Linked DNA regions of Homo sapiens: region 2 is linked to region 1. The links are chromatin contacts, found by Hi-C or POLR2A ChIA-PET in ENCODE. All regions are on one chromosome and are shown on one strand. Each heading gives the region's core, a stretch centred on a gene start or an enhancer-like site at or near the end of the contact. The rest is flanking DNA. Distances are from core to core; before and after follow the strand shown.

Region 1 (4,040 bases), core at 663-3,162:
CAAAAAGGTTGGGGACCACTGTTCTAAAGTATTTGAAGATATTACTGCAAAAAAAAAAAAAGAAAGAAAGAAAGAAAAAAAAGAAATGTTACCAAGTAAAAGGTAACATTTAACAATTGGGAATACTTCAAAAAATCTACTGCTCCCTGGAAAGTATATTAAGATAACAGTAATTACAATTTACTATGAATATTTATTGAGCCTTCACTATGTGCTGGGAACTGCTTTAAATGCCTTACATACATTATCTCATTTAACCCTAAAACCAATCTTTGGAGTCAGGATTATCAGTAAAACACTTAAAACTAAACTTCAATGAAAATATAAGTTTGTTTTTAAAGGACAAACTTTTCCAGAATTTCATGTTAAACAAAAATTTAAGCTACTCAATTCCTAGTTCTAAGACACACTTTCTCTCCTTACTATTCCTACCCCCTGCCCCATTTTAGCATTTCTGAACTCAGGATGCCTCTTAAAATATTTAGACTTGGCCGGGTGTGGTGGCTCACGCCTCTAATCCCAGCATTTTGGGAGGCCGAGGCGAGTGGATCGCCTGAGGTCAGGAGTTTGTGACCAGCGTGGCCAACATGGTAAAACCCGTCTCTACTAAAAATACCAAGAAAATTAGCTGGGTGTGGTGATGCATGCCTGTAATCCCAGCTACGTGGGAGGCTGAGGCAGGAGAATCGCTTGAACCCAGGAAGTGGAGGCTGCAGTGCCATTGCACTCCAGCCTGGGTGACAAGGGCGAAACTCCATCTCAAAAAATAAAACAAAATAAAATGTTTAGACTTCACTATAATAATGCTTTCCCCTTTTACCTGGGCTATTAGCTTGGTAGGGCATTCACAGGAGAGGAAGTGCAGCAGTTACAACCATCTCCGAGTCAAGCTCCATGTTTTTTTTTTGTTTTTTTGTTTTTGGTTTGTTTGTTTGTTTGTTTGTTTGAGTGGGAATCTCCCTCTGTCACCCAGGCTGGGGTGCAGTGGCGTGATCTTGGCTCACTGCAACTTCTGCCTCCCGGGTTCAAGCGATTCTCCTGCTTCAGCCTCCCAAGTAGCTGGGACTACAGCATGCACCACCATGCCTGGCTAATTTTTTTTTTTTTTTTTTTTTTGAGACGGAGTCTCGCTCCGTCGCCCAGGCTGGAGTGCAGTGGTGTAATCTCAGCTCACTACAAGATCCGCCTCCCGGGTTCATGCCATTCTCCTGCCTCAGCCTCCTGAGTAGCTGGGACTCTAGGCACCTGCCACCATGCCCTGCTAATTTTTTGTATTTTTAGTACAGATGGGGTTTCACCGTGTTAGCCAGGATGGTCTCGACCTCCTGACCTTGTGACCCGCCCGCCTTGGCCTCCCAAAGTGCTGGGATGGATTACAGGTGTGAGCCACTGCACTGGCCCAAGATCCATGTTTTACTTATTAACCAAGTATATGCTGGTGAGATCCTCTCTTCCACAGAGGGCCTTAAAATGAGAATCTAATAAGTAACTGCAGTGTCACATTTCCCCTGATGCTGGTAGCCAAGTAATCCCCACTTTAGATTGTAGAAATTTTGTGAAATAGTGTGGACCTGAACATTAAAGCCTAAGTGATATGTCCCCAGTCCTGCAGGTGGTTTATCGCCAAGATTTCTCACTTTGCTTCAGTCCAAGGACCAAGTAAAGAACTAGAAATTCAAGAACACCATTTAAATCCTAGGTCTACCAACTGATTTTCTGGGTGCTATGAGCAGTGACTGAAATGCCCTGGACTCTCCTCCTTCATCTGTTAAAAGATATCAACAGTGCCTACAGAAGGTCTAAGGGTATTAAGAGTAACTAACAGGATTGTTGTGGTTCCAAAATACCTCACATTTTCTCCCACTCATATCTGTTTCCTCCCTTACTGCACACGAAGGCCTAAATCTCCCAACCCATTAATGATTCATCTTATTAAAGGAAATCAGCTGCTTGCCTGGCAGCTAACATAGTTCTGCTTCATGACTACTTGAATTAATTTGATTTTCTTCAATCATCTATAAGAATCTATTCAATTTCAGAAAAGTACGTGTTAACAACGTATTGACAGAATAAAGAAGTAGAGTTCACCTGGCCCTGGCAGCAGCCTCTGTGCCCCAGGTTTTCCCAACCAGCCCTGCCCCACTGGAGTTCCTGCTGCCTCCACATCCCACAGAAGATCAGGCTCTTCCCATAATTACTAGCCACCAGGGCTCCCCTCTGCCCAAGAATGAGATCCAAACTCCTTAGGTGAATGGAAGAGCTTCTCCACAATATCCATTCCCCACCCACCCTTCCAGCTTCACAGCCCATCATTTCCTCCTTGTACCCTGCACTGCAGGCATGGTGGGAGGGTGGGGATGTGTGGAGAGAGAGAGAGAGACAGAGACAGAGAGAGAGAGAGAGAGACAGAGAGAGTGTGTGTGTGTGTGTGTGTGTGTGTACAAAGGGAACCACCAAATCTACCAACCTCCCTGCAGCCACCTCCACATGTGCCTCCCCATCTTTGATAGTGGGTAAACCTTCTGTGTGCTCATCAAAGACCCACTTTACTCCTATTGTAGATCCCCACCCTCCCACCACCTCAATAAATATGGTCACTGCAATCATCCACTATCCGCTCCATTCTCATCAGCTTCATTCATTCATTCATTCATTCAGAGACAGAGTCTTGCTCTGTCACCCAGGCTGGAGAGCAGTGGCGCCATCCCTGGCTCACTGCAGCCTCAACCTTCTGGGCTGAAGTGATCCTCACACCTGAGCCTCCCAAGTAGCTGAGAACACATGTACACACCACCATCGCAAGCTAACTTTTTAAAATTTTTGTAAAGATGGAGTCTCACTTTGTTTTCCAAGATGATCTTGAACTCCTGGGTTCAAGCAATCCTCCCACCACCTCGGCCTTGGAAAGTGCTAGGATTACGGGCGTGAGCCACCATGCCCAGCCAGCTTCTTTCTCTTTGCCCAGGTTATTCTCTTCAGCACACAAATGTGCTCTGATAGACTGTTCCCTTAAAACATCCTCACTTGGCTTCACATCCTTCTCCAGCAATTTCCCTATTTCTTTAATTTTACAGTAGGACTCCCTGAAAGAGCTGCCTGTACTTGATGTCTCAACTTTCTTGCCCCACCTTCTCTCAACTCACTCCAGTTAAACTTCTTTTCCCAATATTCTATCACAATTGCCTTCTTCCAGGTCACCAGTGACCCCCACTGAACCAAATCCCACAGTCCACCCTCAGTCCTCATAACTTCCACTTCTCAGCAGCTGATATTCCTGACACCACAGCTCAGTCCGCACACCACTGATCTTCTTTCCACCTCCTTCCACGTTGTGCTTCTCCAGTTTCATGACGTCAAATACCATCTGTATCCTGAAGGCTCCGCAAATTCAGATCTCTAGTCATGGGCTGCCTCATGAACTCCAGCTGTATTTCCACTAGCCATTTCAGACTCAAATTTTTTTTTTTTTTTTAAGATGGAGTCTCGCTCTCATCGCCCAGGCTGGAGTGCAATGGCGCCATCTCAGCTCACTGCAACCTCCACCTCCCAGGTTCATGTGATTCTCCTGCTTCAGCCTCCCCAGTAGCTGGGGTTACAGGCACCCGACACCACGCCTGACTAATTCTTGTATTTTTAATAGAGATGGAGTTTTGCAATGTTGGCCAGGCTGGTCTCGAACTCCTGACCTCAGGTGATCCACCCCCACCTTGGCCTCCCAAAGTGCTGAAATTACAGGCGTGAGCCACTGCACCCGGCCCAGACTCAATACATTTAAAACCAACCTTGATTTTCTCCTACAACCTTATTCTTCCCCTGCCCAGCCCTCCCTCAACAAATGGCACCAAATCTTGAAATTGTTCTTGACCTCTTTTTCTCTCACATCTTAGACACAAACCACTCCAAAATCCCAACAGCTCTTCAAAATATCCCAAATTTGAACACTTCTCACTGTTACCAACCCTAGTCCAAGCTACCATTATCTCGCATGTAGATTTCTCTATTAGCTTTTTAACTTGTATGTCTGCTCTTCCCTGCCCCTT
Region 2 (4,040 bases), core at 389-2,888, 42 kb after region 1:
GTTCTCTGAAGGTAGGACTGTCAGTCTTTGTGTGGGGAGAACAGTTCAAAGAAAACCAAACACTTAAGCATAATCTTTCAGAGGGTGAAGAATCATGGTATAATGATGATAAGATGCTACTTCTCGATCTGACAAGCAACACAGCTGTTTAATGGCAAAAAGAAGATTCTAGTTAACCCAAAAGCTGTGAGTTCACTCTGCCTGTTGCTCCAACAGAAGAGAGAGAGCCTGGCCCCCAAGAACTCATGTGATCCAGGAATTTGCCTGGTATCCAGATTCTATGGCTGCCTCAAAGCCAGCCCACAGTGAATGCTGATCTTCAATGATATCTTCACTCACAGGGTCAGTATGGTTTCTGTGTGGAGACCCTAAATCAAGCACTCACTGCCTTAGAAACAGTTACACATCAGCCTTGCCTAAGTCTGGACCACCAGACTCTTGACAGCCATCACAAGATGAGGCCATTTTACTTGTCTCCCTGACTTCCTGCTTCTAAGTGACTTTGGGACATTATATATCCTCTTAATACCCGCTCTGTAAAAAATGGAACATACACACACATTCTCACTACCTACCTTGCTTAGTACAAAGTGGTATTGTCAAGACGAACAAAATAATCCTGGCCAAGGGCTTTCAGGGTCCCAGAAGAACATCACTTTATGAATACCAGTTACTATTTCAGGAACACAAAAATGAAAGAACCAGAACACATTAGAAGGGGAAAGCCCCTACCTATAACATAGGACGCAAATAAAGTCAAATAATTTTCTCAAGAAGGATAATTGAAATAAAAGAGAAAATGGAGAAAGTGAACACAAAGAAAGCAACAAAGGGGAAGCACACATGGGCATAAATCACCTTGCATGTGCCTCACAGCTCACAACTCATTCTGTTTGTTCATCTCTACAGCAACAGCAGGGTTGCCAGTAAACAAGGGATTAAAATTTTACAGAAAAAAAGGATGGTATGAGCTGCTTTCTATCATTCACACCCACCTGTTTGAAAAAGCAGAGAAGAGTTATACCACACAACAGGGGAAAGAAATGCCCATTCAACATCTTTTTAAAAAACAATCCATGCAGAAAGAAAATTGAGAATTTATTAAAATCTGAGAAAGAAACGACAACAATAACAAGAAACAAAACCCACACACAAAACAAAAATATGCAGCACATCGGAGAAAGTAGAGAAGTTGGCAGCCATGGTGAATTCAAAGGCATACTAATTTAAGGCTCAAAATCTGATTCCTGAGGCAAAGAATCACTATGGCTGCATCTTGCCTTGAAATCAGGGGGTCACATCCCCTGAAATCTAAAGAAGGATTGTTTAAAAGTAGGGTGGTTTTGGTTTGAGGGATCAAAAATTCAAGTAAAGCCAACAAAGAACAAACAAAGAAAAATTCTCAAAGCTGTGAAACCTTGCTACTTAAGATAATGACAGAAATTTATGACTGCTTCCTTCCCCAGCAGAAAGGAGCATAATTAGAAAGCTGAAAACAACAGGCCCTTTGTACCAGCATGTTATGTTTTGCTTATTCTATTACACATTGGCTGGGAGATAAGAATAAACAGGACAACACCCTGTCTAACCCGGGAGGAGGGAGTGGAGGAAAAGGCTGGTTACATTCATTCTTGGGCATGTACGTGCATACCGTTTATTTGCAAATTGAGGTACTTAAGAAAATTGTGCATGCAATAGTCAGGAACTAGTATAAACATTCAGAAGTCTTTTATTGCACAATCAAACCTTTTAAGAATAAGCCTTGTGTAATAGGGAGCTTTATAGTTTTTCCTCATAGTGAAGCATGTTGTGAAGATTTTAATAATTGATAATTTTTTCTATGGTCTTTAATTGTCAATCCTATTTTCATTCAGTTGTTGTTGCTTTTTTTAAAAAAAAAAACAAAAAACAAAAAACAAAAAACCTTTCAAACTAGGATGAGCAAATAAAACTAGGATGAGACACAGCTTCCCTCTCTGTGACCAACGATGTCAAAAACCCTTGCAAAGAATCAATCAACAGCTGCCAGGGGAAGAAAACGTGGTGATCTGAGACTTCTCCCTTCTCTACAAAGGGACGGTTGCCCGTCTGGGTGCCAGGTGTTCTGATAGCTTCAGCCATGGAGAATTCTGCTCAAGAACAGCAGCTGCTAAGCCAATCAGGTTCTCATTAGCCAGTCGGGAGATGGTATAGGTATCTACGGTCCCAAGAAAAAAAAAAAAAAATTTGATCTCTTCCCATAACCCGTCTGCCTAGAATGATGGACCTGACTTAATCTTGCCATTTCTTAGTGACTCACTTGCTCCTGGCACCCAAGCTCACTAAGAACGGGGCTAAGGAAAGCCATTTTAAGACCTCACTGACCTGCCACCATCCTGGCCTTCATTCTACTCCTCCAACCCATGAGAGTGGTTCCCACCTTGAGGCCTGTGGACCGGAGTGCTTTTCCACCAGATGGTCACAAAGCTGATTCCTTTTTATTCTTCAGTCTTAGCCCAAATGTCACCCTTTAAGGAAGCTTTTCCCTCTCACCCTAACGATGCTATTGATTCTCCCACTGTGACACTTACTTGATTTTATTTTCTTCATAGCATACATCTTAATTACTTGTTTCACGTACACTAATTTTCTCCCCTGACTAGAATGTCCATTTCATAAGGACAGAGGCCTCCTCTATCTCGTTCACCCTTGTAGGCTTTGCATCGTAAGTACTATCTGGCACACAGTATACGCTTGATAAATATTTATTGCAAGAATAAATAAACAATAACCAAATTATCAAGATTATCTGGTATAGAACAGGTGGGGAAAAGCTCAAACAATCTGTCACCTGTCATCGGCCACACTATAGTCATTTTTTTCCCCTCAATTTTCCCAGTGGGATGAAGGGTGAAGATGCATGTGAACAGCTGAGCCATGAAGCAGAACTACACAGCACATGGTTTTTTAACTTCAGTGCTCTTCACAGAAAACCACTCTGAAATAAGTTGCAAGAGATTCTTGAAATTCAAATACAAGGAAAAAAAAGAACATATATGGACGACAGCTAGGTAGTTCTGCCAACCTAACTATGCCATGACATGTAATTGTGAACTGCTGAGAGACAAATGCAAAGCAAAGCATTTCCTATACACACATACAAAGGTAAGATTAAGGTGTTAATTTTTAAGCAACTGTCATATGCCTGGTTCTAGAATATGATTCCATTAACGTTACTGCTGTTATAACAGAGAGTGTAAGTGTGATGATGAGCTCCTTTCATTATTTCTCAAAATTAAGAAACTAGGCTTGCCAGTCAATCCCCAGCAGAGACTCTGAGAACATACGAGGACACAATGAAAACAGTAGAATATTAATTAAACCAACAGGAAGAGAGCTGTGTGTACTTCAGAGATGCATTTTAAATGCATGCATATCTTCATACAGACATCATAGTAGTCAAGTCAAGAAATGTATACTTTACGGTTCCTGATATGGCAGATTCAGTCTTCATGGAAGGCAAAAACACAATGAAACAAAAACTGAAAGCCCACACACACCCACTGAGGAAAGCATCTGAAAGGCAAACTAGTGATTTTTCTCAGCAAAGAATTAAAGTCCCTCTCCCCTGGAACAGTGATTTGGAAAAGGACCAGGGTAGGGGAGGGGGTCAGTTAGTAATGGCTCCTGTTATATTAAAAGGTGACAAAAATCATGAAGAGCAGTATTGATAAATGTTCTAGTTACTGCCATGTTTGAAAAGCATTCGAAATTCTAAAATATTATTTGTGTATTATTTACCTTCTTATAAACTGATTTGTCATTATCATACATTCAAGTTTTATAAATGTGTTTTTCCTCACTTCACTGAAATATCAGAATCCAGCTCAAAAACAGAATCAAAGAGGAGACTTTTAAGCTTATTCAATAAAAACTATGATACGTAATATTCAAAATAGTGAAATCATTATATTATCTAAAATTCTCAGAAACTGCTTAACATGATTAATAATTTACCCATTTTAGTTCATGAGGGAATGTTTAATATCATTTGCCAAAAA

Evidence for each region. A loop is a pair of places that touch in the nucleus more often than their neighbours do. ChIA-PET counts read pairs that join two places held with the same protein, here RNA polymerase II (POLR2A). Pooled maps may share reads with other maps.
Region 2: a loop to region 1 is called in a map of astrocyte of the cerebellum, with 6 times the contacts of the local background. The contact joins two enhancer-like sites. A Hi-C loop is called at or near these places in 7 of 168 maps with a recorded cell type or tissue (astrocyte of the cerebellum, body of pancreas, heart left ventricle and 3 more), 2 of 37 single-sample maps with no recorded cell type and 11 of 50 pooled maps. POLR2A ChIA-PET finds 5 or more read pairs at or near these places in 8 of 52 experiments (A549, Caco-2, MCF 10A and 3 more).

The regions. Positions count from the first base shown.
Region 1 is chr9:94,845,528-94,849,567 of GRCh38, reverse strand. The region is part of intron 5 of AOPEP (aminopeptidase O (putative)); the gene reads right to left. Among named protein-coding and RNA genes, the nearest start is that of MIR2278, 38 kb to the right of the region's middle. Within about 2 kb of position 1,912, at least 2 of the 41 ENCODE cell types and tissues checked have a DNase peak (open chromatin) inside an H3K27ac peak, as active enhancers do.
Region 2 is chr9:94,803,354-94,807,393 of GRCh38, reverse strand. The region is part of intron 5 of AOPEP (aminopeptidase O (putative)); the gene reads right to left. Among named protein-coding and RNA genes, the nearest start is that of MIR2278, 4.6 kb to the left of the region's middle. Within about 2 kb of position 1,638, at least 11 of the 41 ENCODE cell types and tissues checked have a DNase peak (open chromatin) inside an H3K27ac peak, as active enhancers do.